Regions from separate parts of the Mus musculus genome. Here region 2 is linked to region 1. Evidence: chromatin contacts called from ENCODE Hi-C data. All regions are on one chromosome and are shown on one strand. Each heading gives the region's core, a stretch centred on a gene start or an enhancer-like site at or near the end of the contact. The rest is flanking DNA. Distances are from core to core; before and after follow the strand shown.

Evidence for each region. Hi-C counts contacts between places; a loop is a spot of excess contacts on that map.
Region 2: a map of left cerebral cortex shows a loop between it and region 1 (19-fold over the local background). The contact joins the promoter of Sox4 here to the enhancer-like site in region 1. A Hi-C loop is called at or near these places in 9 of 37 maps with a recorded cell type or tissue (heart and left cerebral cortex).

The regions. Positions count from the first base shown.
Region 1 is chr13:25,930,073-25,935,953 of GRCm38, forward strand. It overlaps Gm11351 (predicted gene 11351), which reads right to left. Exons shown (of 4, transcript NR_045062.1): 2 at 688-892. Among named protein-coding and RNA genes, the nearest start is that of Gm11351, 33 kb to the right of the region's middle. Within about 2 kb of position 3,574, at least 1 of the 3 ENCODE cell types and tissues checked has a DNase peak (open chromatin) inside an H3K27ac peak, as active enhancers do; it is left cerebral cortex, where a contact is called at or near this core.
Region 2 is chr13:28,950,603-28,956,733 of GRCm38, forward strand. It overlaps Sox4 (SRY (sex determining region Y)-box 4), which reads right to left and starts at 3,097. Exons shown (of 1, transcript NM_009238.3): 1 at 1-3,097. The coding sequence starts at 2,419. The coding sequence ends at 1,097. All of the region lies in intron 1 of Gm46405 (a long non-coding RNA gene), which reads right to left.

The DNA of each region.
Region 1 (5,881 bases), core at 2,324-4,823:
TGTCTAGTGTGTAGACTTGTTTTTGCTTGTGTGCATGTGTGGAGACCTGAAGAGAGTCTTGTGTATCAACTCTAAGATGCCATCTTTTTATTTACTTAATTTTAGATGTGGTTCCTCACTGGTCTCAAATGCATTCCTTTGGGTAGGCCAATAATCCTGAAGGCTCTCCTGTCTCTGGCTTCCCTGTGCTTGGATTGCATGTATACAATACCATGCTTATCCACTCTCTTTCTTTTACCTTTCTTTCTTTCTTTTTCTTTTTTCTTTTTACCATGTGATCCAGCGTCAAACTCAGATAGTCATTCTTGCACGGCAAATACTTACTGACTAATTATCTTTACAGGCCCCGTAGCCTCAGCATCTTTCCTTAAGTTTATACCAGCATCCCATTCTCTCTCTACCTGGATTCAAGGGTAGGCCTGGTGAAGAACACAAGACTTGCTGGCCAGGATGGGGACTCAATGCTCTCTTTTGATTCATACCCTTGTCTTTCACTCTGATTTACTTCCAGTGAGTGCAGTGATTTACCTTTTGGGGGATTTTTTTCACTTTGTTCTTCATAAGCCCTTTGTTGGCTTTCTAGAAGTTATTGCCACTGAATTAGATTTTAATGGAGTTAATATATCAGTATGTTATTTAGCAGTTTAGCCCGCGATTAATCCTAGAGAAGTTGGGTGAATGCCTTACCAGGAGGCTGTGTGTTCTCCAATGGCTGCATTACTCATGCGGGATACAGAAGGACAAATCTAGAGCAGCAGGATAAATGAGGCCAGGTGACTGGGGAGGCAGGGCTCCAGAGTTTAGTGGCTTAGAAGGAAGGGCACCATTTTTCTCGGAGGTGAGGGTCAGTTTTCCATCCTAGGGTCTTTGATGAGGAAAGCAGACATTAATCCTACAGAAAATAAGATGAAAATGTTACTCACCTCTGAACCAGGCTTAATGATGAATCAATAGATTTGCCTTCAGATTTCCAGTTTCAGTGCCCTGAATCTAAACAATGGGCAGGTCTCTGGCTTATGTGCACCTAAGACTTACAGTTAAATTAGTTTTTTTTTCTCCCATTTTCTTACCAAATGTGAAGCAATGTAATCTCTATAACATACTCATTAGTAAGATCCAGAGCCATTAAATCCAATCCTCGGTTTTCACCCATGCTATCAAATACACATTAACCCCTCTTGCTTTTTCACTTTTCAGAGAATGGAAATAACAGTAGAAAATTCATCTGAATTTTGCTCACAAACACAGAGAGCTACAATGTTCTGAGGAATCTACAGATAATAATGAACATTTTTTGTCTTCCTGACTTCTCATGTGTATTCTGTGTGCATATGCACACATGCATGTGTGCACGCACGCACATACACACACACACACACACACACACACACACACAGAGAGAGAGAGAGAGAGAGAGAGAGAGAGAGAAAGAGAGGTGTACAGGTGTATTCAACTGTGTGGAGGCTCCAGAGTTAATATCTGACGTCTTCCTCACTCTCCTTTGCATTCACTGAGTGGGTCTCTTGTTGAGCCCAGAGCTTACAGATTGTGCTGCTTGGTTACCTAGATGGTCTCTAGCACTCTGACTCCACCTCCCCTCCAACCCCCCAGATTGCTGGGAATCTAAGTGTCATCCTGCCTGCCTGCCTTTCAAGTGTGTTTGAGGATCCAACTCTGCTTTCCATACCTGCTTTTTATGGTAGGCACTTTGGCCACTAAGCCATGTCCTTGGCTGTCATGTATACTTTTCCATCTACAGGTTCCCTAAAATGTTGGAGCTCCTGCCCTTCTTACTGTGATGTCATCACTTTCTTTTCCACCATGGATATAGTAAGTGGCACATTTGTCCTATAATGGTACCTTTGTGAGACAGACAGAGCTAATTTTTCATTCTAGATACCTGAAGCTACAGGCTACATTGAAAACAGGGAAAAAAAAAAAAGCCAGCAGTTCTAGGTTATGCTGACACAGGTAATGACTTAAAATTCCTCTGAGCTTAGATTTTTTTTTTTGTGCTTATGAGTCTCTAAATTAGCTTTCATTATCTCAGCAGGTCTCTGCCTTTTGAGTTTTGAAGCCATCGTTTATGAATATAGCCAGAGCACTGAAGTTGTTTGCTTTTAAGGTAACAAACCCCTGCTGGATGGGAAGGTGTGAGGTATTAGGGTTAGTGAGAATTGCAGTCAGTGGATATAGCATTGCTCTGAGGTGAATTAAAGAAGTCGAGCTTGATTTGATTTCAGCTGCAGTGTCTTTAGCCGGTACCAGAATGAATCCATGCCAGAACTGGCAGGGACTTTGAAGTGAGAGAATCCCTGTGGATTTTGTATAATCGCACCACACGAAGGAGGGAATATATGAAACACCTGTGAGATGCCACCCTGCCTCTGGTCCTGTGAAGAGGTTTAATGTTTAGACTCTCACACAGTGAGTCTCAGCCTAGTGGAATTTCTATCAGCAACAGAGAAAGTAGGCTCATGAGCAGCAAATACTATTTGCATCACTTAGAACCACAGACTTGAAAAGGACTAAGAAGTCATCAAAACTGCCTGCCCTGCTCTTGGAAAGAAGGCCTTCCTTGCAGAAGGCAGAGGACACTTGGCTATCTGGACCCAATTCAAAGGTTACAGGCATCTGCATAAATCATTACCCCTGCTTACCAACATCTGCAGCTAGTACACAAATTCTCAGAAATAACATGCCTTTAGACCTGGCTGGGGTTCTTCCAGTTTTTGCTGGAAGAAATAGGGTGCTTCATATTGTTCAGCCATATACTCAAAGCTCTATGGCAAAAGAGTTCATTACATGGTGAAAGACACTAGCTTGGAGAGTATTTCTTGGAGGAAGTGCTCTCATCCCTGACTCTATCCTCTGCAAACTCGAATTGTATTGTCTCAAAGACACTCTCATCCCCTCTGGACAGCCAGTCTGCACACTAGATGGCAGTAATAGCCCAGTTTCAGAGTCCCTTTTTGTCTTCCCCTCCCCCTTTCTCTTCTGGCATAATCTTTTCTTGTCCATAGCAATAGAGAATAAAAGATGCAAATAAAATCCCTTTATTTTGTACAAGGCTCATTCAGAAAAGCTGATATACAATTAAAATGATCAGGAAATAAATATTTTAAACAATATTGAAAACTTCAGGCATGGTGGGTTTTTCTTGGTGGTAGAGGAAGGTCTCTGATTCATTTCTTTGTTTGTTATTCTTTTTCAGGCATAGTTTAATTACCAAAAGAGGCTTGTTGAGGCCCAAGGTCTAAGCTTAAATGAGATGATAAAAATGTATTTTGGAGATTTTGGAGGGAGTAGGAGGCAGGAGGAATCCAGCCAGGCCAGTTTTTTTTTTCTCAAATCCCGTGCTTTGCTAGCAGATTGACTCTGTGCTTTATACAACATTAATCTGGATTTCCTAGACATTCAACAGTCAGATGCATGCTCAGAGCCGCATTAAGTATTGCTCATTAACAGTAAGTAAGATACTGGAAACAGAACTATAAACCAAACGAAAGTCTCCTGACATGAGTAGGCCCCTTTGGACTGTTTGTGTAAAATTTAAATCTGTATTGGTGAGCTAGAAAGAGACAGATTCTGTGTCCGTGAAATGTTCTCAGGCCTCTAGAATGTCCTATCTGAGGTCTACTTGCAAAAGAAGGCTCCACTCTTACTGGTGATAATTCATGCTGTTACCAAAGCAGTAAAAACACAAAATGCATATACTGAAACAAATGTGTCACTCTTAAATTGAATGTTGCAGCCACGGCCTTTCCCTACTCCTAAGCACAGCTCCAGCTTCCTGTTGGAATGCACAGGCCCACACTATGCTCCCATTTCCAGCAAATTCTGCAATCATCTCTTAAAGGTTGCCACAGAGAAAACCTAAGCAGCATCCTAAAGAACAACTCAAAGCCACGGGCAGATATGAATTTTTTACTTGGCCCACATGTGAAAATGATTAATGCATTATTTATAGATACTGCCTTTCCAGGGAGCTCAAGGTCATCTGTGGACTCCCAGACAAAGGGTCAAGTCTTGAGAAGCTGGCCTAATAATCGGTGCTGACAGTTTCTTGGACATATTGCAGTGCTTTAAGTAGATGTATTTTCCTACTTGGAAAGAACTGTGAAACCTTTTTTTTTCTTTTTATTCCTTTTAAATTAGTTAGCTACTCACTTATCTGACTTGATTACAACTCATTAACTTTGATCAGAAGGAGGGCATGGGCAGGAGTGTTGCTATGGCCACCTTCTGTCTTCCTCGAGCCTCTGCATCATTCTACTCTGAGAAACATTACAACTAGCCTTTCCATGTAACAAATGTACCTCACTTGCCTTATCCTGTGTCATTGATGCTTCCAGACCTTCTAGGGCTCAGAAAAGAAAACTCAGCGGTAGCACTGTGAAGCAAAGACCAGACTTTTAGATCATTCATTCAAGAACACAAATGGGAAATCAATTCAATATATGATATTATACTTACCTACAGCAGACAGGAACCAATATAGATGACAACTTAAAGGCATGGGATTTGGTATAATATCATATATTGAATTGAAGGACAATCTTTGAAATGATATGTATAACTTTATCATATAGAGAATATGGACCAGTTTTACCGAACAATCATGGGGCATACTATTGAGGTGCCAATTTCTAGTATTTAATGGGTAATGCAATGTGAAAGGACATAGGGAAGATTTGGCCGCTCTAATGCAGGAAGTAAGAAGTACATTCCAGAAAATGTGAGCTGCTTGCTTAGGTAAATATTCAAGTAAGTATTATACAAAGTAGATGGATTTCTAGGCTCAGCATGCACCAGCAATTCTAAATAGCTTTCTCCCTCAATTCTCCTGTAGTATTGTCTAAAGAGGAAAGGCTGCAATGGTCCCATCCTATCTCAAGGCTTGTATTACTACCTAGCTTCAGACATTATAAATCATAACAAAACAAAAGCGCTACAATTAATTATTCTGCTACTATAATTGCTCCCAGAGGCAGAGTCCTGTACTTTTCAGTTTTCACTTAGAGATTTTGTGATTTTCGCTCATTGATTATTGAAAATTGTGTTGCCTTGAATGCATCCACAATGAACTATTCTATATTAATTGGCTTTAATTAAAATTTTGACACAACAATTTCTTCAATTAGTCTCCACATATCACACCAGAAATTAGTGAGTGGCACAGAAATTCTTCAAATGAATGAAACAAAAACTCTTGAAAGAGGTATCTCTGTGACATTGTGACAAAGAAACATCTGTCAAGGGAAAATGTCATAATGTTATCACCAAAGCTGATGGGAGTTGAGAAAGCCCTCAGCCAGTATCTCAGGGTGTCTCTGATGAAATGGCATTGTGCAAATATCTTTGCAATGAAGAAAAAGATCAATTCTTCACATTCCAATAAAAATAGGAATGGTAACTATTTTTTTTAAAAAACTATTTTTTGCCTTATATTTTACATCTGAGACAGTCATACAATCATGATTTAGAGTTAAGGCCTGGATTTTTGAAAGGAAGCATCCTAAAATCTTAGGTCTGACTCCACGATGTACTCCACCCTTGGCTGTAACCCATGGCATTGGTTCAGTTGCCTATAAAGACTTAGCTTCCCCATCTGATAGATCTGTTTCAATTAATATAACAGCTGGGCCTACAGAGTGTACTTTACCGGATGTTACTACAATTCAAGATTCACTAATGAATCAGTGCTTCCTTAGCTACGCCATTGCATGTGGAGTTCCACGTACACAGCAAGTTCTCTGGGCCAGTCTAGCGAGCAGTCAACAAAGGGTGATTAGGTTTTACACAAATGACCATTCCTGTTCTTTTTCATTAATTTTCTTGACGTCCTTGCACCCGAGTTCCAACTGTTTAGTCTGGTGTG
Region 2 (6,131 bases), core at 1,847-4,346, 3.0 Mb after region 1:
CCATTAAGAGAAGAAAAAAATCTCTTTTCCCCCCCAAACCACTCCGCGGCCCCTGGACCACATCCCACAGTCTCCTGTCCTCCCGCCGGCTCTGGGTAGCCTCACCTCTCTGATTTTTTTTTTTTTTTTAATTCTTTATTTTTGCACAGACCCCAGGCGGAGGCCCGGGAACCCCAACGCCCTCTGTGCTCCGGGTCCTTCTGCATCCCCAACCAGGTTGCTGTGGCTTCCACGAGGTCCCCATGTCCATTTCCGAGGCTGGCCTGCTACTCCCAGCACATCTCCAGCTGCAAGGACAAGGGGAAAAAAGGTGGGGGGAGGAGGAGAAAGCCCAGCCCGGGACTTCGCCAGCGTGGAGTTTCTCCATGCCAATGCTCCCCTAAGCTCAACACAAATGCCAAACGCATCACCCCAGAGCCTTCTTTCTGTCTTCATTGCAGAAAAAGAAATTTTAAGAAGGGGAAAAATACAAAGAGAATACAAAGAGGGGGTGGGTAGGAGATGGGGCACGCTGGATTTTCCCCCTCCTTTCTTGACCATGAGGCAAAATCAAACAAGAAATCACCAAGGCGAGGGGGTGGGGGTGAGGGAAAGATTCCTTCGGTCTTTAGAAGCTTTGCTTGGCTTCTTTTCTTGCTGGGGGTGCAACCAAGTCCGGAAGCTCGTTGGAAGGGTGGGGTGGGGGGGAGTCTCTTCAAGCAAAATTGGGGAGGAAACTCGAAGTAGCTTTTTTAGCCACCACCAACATCAATAACAACAACAAAAAAAGGTCGCCCCCGTCTACTCTCCGCCTCCTTCGAGTCCCCAGCCCTGAGAGTGGGGGATGGGAGCGCGGGTCCACTAACGCCCCCGCGCTCCTTCTCCAACGGCGGGACGTGTTCCAGGCCAGCTCTATGCACTTTTTCTTCCTTTTCTTTTCCCCTTTCTCCTTCTACTCTCCATCTATTCTTTTTAACTCATTTTTTTTCTGTTTCTTTCTTTCTTCTTCTTTTTAACATTTTTTTGTTTGTTTTTTTGTTTGTTTGTTTTTTGTTTTCTTTTTTCCCTCTCTCCTCTCCTGCCTCTTGGCCCACCTTCTCCCCGGCCCGCGCTCCCTTCAGTAGGTGAAGACCAGGTTAGAGATGCTGGACTCCAGCCAATCTCCCGAGATCATCTCGCTCACCTCGGGCGTGCAATAGTCCGGGAATTCGAAGTGGGAGCCTGAGCCGGGTTCGAAGTTAAAATCCAGGTCCCGATCGAGCGCCGATGAGGAGCTGAAACTGCCCAGGGACATGCTCTCAAAGTTTGAGCTGGGGTTCAGGTCGAGCAGGTCGTCTTCGAACTCGTCGTCGGACGACGAAGAGCCCGAGGAGGAGGAAGAGGACGAGGAGAGCGAGGAGGACGCGTGCGAGGGCGCGCTGGACGGGGCGGGCGAGGCTGCGCGTAGGCTGGCGTAGCCGCGGTGGTCAGCGGGCGATCGGCTGGCGGCTGGCGATGATGCTGCGCTGCTGCGGCCGCTCAGACTCCGGCCATCGGGCGAGCATCCCGGGCCTCCATCTTCGTACAACCCCAGTGGATCACTGGGGTCGGCGCTCGCTCCCAGGCCCCCGACGGGAGACGCCGAAGCGCCCAGGCTTCCAAACAGGTAGACGCGCTTCACTTTCTTGTCGGCAGGGTGTTTGGCTGGGGTGGCCAGCGCACTGGACGGCGAGGAGGAGGCGGCCGGAGTGGCCGCACTGGGAGTCCGCACCTTGTAGACGGCCGTGGGCTCCCCCAGGGGCAGCAGGGCAGCTTGCTCTGGAGAGAACGATGCAGCCGCCTTGCTGCCGCCCGCCGGGACCAGCTTAGCGTGGGGCTTGCCGACCGAGCTGCCCGCCACCTTGGGGCCACAGCTCTTCTTGGGCGCGGGCTTGGAGCTGCCGCCCGCGCCACCCCCCGCGTGGCTGCTTCCCGCGTGGCCGCTGCTGCCCGCGACCTTGTCGCCCTTCTCCCCTGGCTTGGCTGTGGCCGCCGATCCCGCGCCCGCGTTGCCCGACTTCACCTTCTTTCGCGGCCGGTACTTGTAGTCAGGGTAGTCAGCCATGTGCTTGAGGCGCAGCCGCTCCGCCTCCTGGATGAACGGAATCTTGTCGCTGTCCTTGAGCAGCTTCCAGCGTTTGCCTAGCCGCTTGGAGATCTCGGCGTTGTGCATGTCGGGCGACTGCTCCATGATCTTGCGCCGCTCGATCTGCGACCACACCATAAAGGCGTTCATGGGCCGCTTGATGTGGCCACTGGGCGTCTTGCACCAGCTGGGGTCGTCCGCCTTGCCGCCCGTCGACGCGGTGGAGCCAGGCGTCGGGGAGGACGCGATGCCCAGCTCCAGGCCGGCGCCCGAGTCCGAGCTCTCCCCGGCCAGCAGAGCCTCAGTGTTCTCCGCGTTGTTGGTCTGTTGTACCATGGCCCCGGCTTGCCGGGCGCCCACGCGCGCTCACACGCTCGCGGCGCGGTCGCCGGGCCCTGCGGGCTCCCCGGGGCGGAGACCAGGGTCCCCTGAGCGGCGCGCGGGCCAGGGGCGGCCGCCTCCCGCCGCCAACCTAGAGTCCCCGAGGCCCTCCGTCCTCCCTCACCGCTGAAGTGCTCCCTGCGGGCACCGAGGCTGGAGTCGGCCGCGGCGAGGAGTTTCTCCAAACGTTGGTAGCCGGAGTATCTTCCAAACGCAAGTTTCTCGCCGCCTCCGGGGCAAGTCTTTCCCCCACCCCTTTCCCTGAAGCAGTCGATTGCAGTTCACGAGAGCTCGCGGTAGCTCAGGAAAGCGACATCGTCTCTAGCGCCTAAGTCCCTTTCCTGCAGTGCAAAGCCAAAGCGACTCTGGCTCCGGGACTCTCTGTGGGCGGAATCGGCGCTGAGGAGTTGGTGCAATTATTTTGTTGCAAGGTAGGAAGCCAAGAAGCTTGCATGCAACAGACCGGCATGAATAAATGTATGTTTCTCCCTCCCTCCTGCAAGAAGGGGAGCTGGTTACCGGCAGAGTTCCCCCACTGCAGACTCTCTAAGAAACAGCGTGCAAGAACTGGAAACCGGGAGGGAGACGGCCCTCTTCCCCTCACTCTGTTTCTCTGGCTGCAGCTTAGAGCAGACCCCAATTCCGCCTCGCGCTTCTTTATCCTTTCTCAGACAGCCAATCAGCCGCTGTAACTAACGCTTCCTCGTGCCAAGCCCCTCCCCCGTCCTTCCCATTGGCTTGGAACCCGATGCAATAATAATCTCCGCGTGCAATGAGAAGCTCCAAATCTGACCTCATTCCAATTTACAGAGCAAACTTTTTAAAAGGGCTAGAAGTACAGCTGAGATTTCTGCTGCCTCTTTCCCCCCCACCTCCGCCTTTTGCTGGGTGCGCGCGCGTTTGCCTCTGTGTGTGTGTGTGTGTGTGTGCGCGCGCGCGCGCGCGCACGCACGCGCATGTGTGAAGAGGATGTTAATGCATGAAGTTATTAAGGGGAGAGACGGAAATGTATTCTAGCCATTATGTTAGATAACAAGGGGCTTGGAGGGGGGGTAAGGGTGAAATACTGTAAATGGAAGCTTTCTGCTTAAAAGCCGAGTGATTATTTTTATTAGTTCTTTTCAGCCCAGGAATAAAGAATCAGCCTTTGGTGCAAAATCTCTTTTCTTAGCCCCTTCTTAGAGCTAGAGATGTAAGTGGGGGGAGCCACAATAATAAATCAATGGATATTGAAAACCATTAAGAAAGTGGTACCTAGACACCTGTCATCACAATTATTTTAACAACTCTGGGTACAGAACAAACGTTGGTGTATTGTGTAAATCCCTTCAGGATGCTATCTGTGCTGTTTGTGAAAGGCAGGGTTTTTTTTTTTTTTTTCTTTCTCCCCTTTTCAGTAATTACTTACTCTTTTTGCCAAACAGAGGTTAACTAGTTATTTAATGATTTCACTTCCCCTATAAATCCTGGGTAGGCCAAACAAGATTTTCTGTGGAACGCTAAGGCAGTGGCCCATAATTACCTCAATAAGAGACTTTGTGTGATTTCTGTATAGGGCGATCATGGTGAATACAGGATGGGATTGACTTCACTTTCTAAATGTTTGTTTTCCACAATATCCAAAGGATAGATGGGTTCGCTATGTGCTCTCCTTCCCCCTCTCTTTCTTACCCATTGTCTCCCGTGTGTCTGTGCTACTTGAAGCAATTGGGCCTAAAAGACCAAGAAGAGAAAGGGGTGGCACAGGGGAGTGGGCTGCTGGACCTATCTCAAGTCCCTCTCCTGATCTTTCTTTCTGGGTCTCATTGTCCTCCTCTTCTGTGCTTTGGGAACCTTGTGAGCTTTATAGAGGGCTTGTGTTAGTGCCCGGTGAGTGTGTGATTATAAACCACGGATGTGTGTCCTGAGCCCTCTGGATTCTAACACACATTCCGAGTTCTCCCTAATGCAAATGCCACTTCTAGTAAGAGCAGCACGATGTTCGAGAGACTAAGGTGGGAGGTGGTCACCGGTGGTGAAACGTAATCGAAAGCCCCTTTGGTGGTCCCCGTTTGTTATCTCAGTACTTGGGAGGTGCCTTCAGGAAGATCAGGAGTTCAAGATCATCCGCTGATGCTTAAGAATTCCAGGACAAGCTGGGCGGTGGTGGCGCACGCCTGTAGTCCCAGCACTTGGGAGGCAGAGGCAGGCGGATTTCTGAGTTCGAGGCCAGCCTGGTCTACAAAGTGAGTTCCAGGACAGCCAGGGCTACACAGAGAAACCCTGTCTCGAAAAACCAAGGGAAAAAAAAAAAAAAAAAGAATTCCAGGACAGCTCCAGCTACCCAAGTCCTTGTCTCAAAGAGCGAACACATGCAGATAATACTTAGAATATAGAACAACTTAGTTACACAAACCACCCTTTTCCCAAGATCTGAGCATTGGGACTCTAGTGAAAACTCACCTTTAATACGATGATAAACTGATTTCCCTCAGGCTAGTAACAGAGGAGGCCAACTTAGAGCCAGCTCTTGATTGAGAGCACAGTAGTGCTGGGTGGTATATTTCCATTTACCTTGTCACACATTCAGAGTATTTAGGCTGGAAGGAGGCCGAGGGTGTCAAGAATTAGACATTTACTGGAAAGAGTACCCTATGGAGACAGCTGACTGGGTCTCTAAGATCAACTGCAGGCAAGAATGTTTTGTGGGTAAAAAGCAAGTAATTTTTTTTTTTTTTGACTATTTGCTACCCATCACAGCCCTTTTTTAATTCCCAGAGGAGGAAATCCTAAAATAGTATGCACTCCTTCAAGAAAAAAACCTCCACCAAGAAAAGTGTTTTGCAAGGCATATGTGTTTTTTTTTTTGTTTTTTTTTGTTTTTTTTTCTGATACCCACAGATGTACCTTCTTAAGATGCCATCAAAATGGCATCTGGGTTATCCTAAAAGGTCTATTGTCTACAAAATCAGTATTTTTATTATGACAAAAATAAGGAGATGTATTCCTTGTACAATCTGTATTCAACAATGTTGGATAATTTGGCAAAGATGAGTGTTGGTGTAATTGGTGGTATTTCCAGTGGTGTAAATCACCCCTCATAGTTACACTCATGCTTAATGCACATATTTAATTTAAAGAGCATATCAAAAAAGTAATTCCTGCCCTGATTTTTCTTGTTAGATGCATGTCAGAAAACCCAACAGACTTTTAAGGTGTACTGTAATAGTATATGCCATCAAAGGACAAAAGGCCTTTAAGGAAAAGGGGATAAACCATTTTAAGTTAATTTTTGTATGCGAGTCCACTGCTTGGCACTGTGCATAGATGGAGGTCAGAGGACATCTTGTGCGGCCAGTGCTCTCTTTCCACTATCCAGGTACTGGGGATTGAACTCACATTGCCAGGTTTGGCCTAGAGAGGCCTGTACCGGCTGAGCCAACTCACGAGCTGCTAAAGGTCCTCCTTGTCCCCCTGACTATGAGATGCACCCCCTGTGTCTATGTTTCTCTTAGACCTGGTAAAATATGTGTTGGTAGCATCCGTTGACCTAGTTACACCATTGTACAATGTAATCCTGTAGAGTATATACCTGACAGTTTGGAGTTATTGAAGTGTGACTGTTTTTGTTCTTAGAGCATGGAAACATGTGACAAAAGATGTGACAAATAGCTTTTGATTAAAGTAC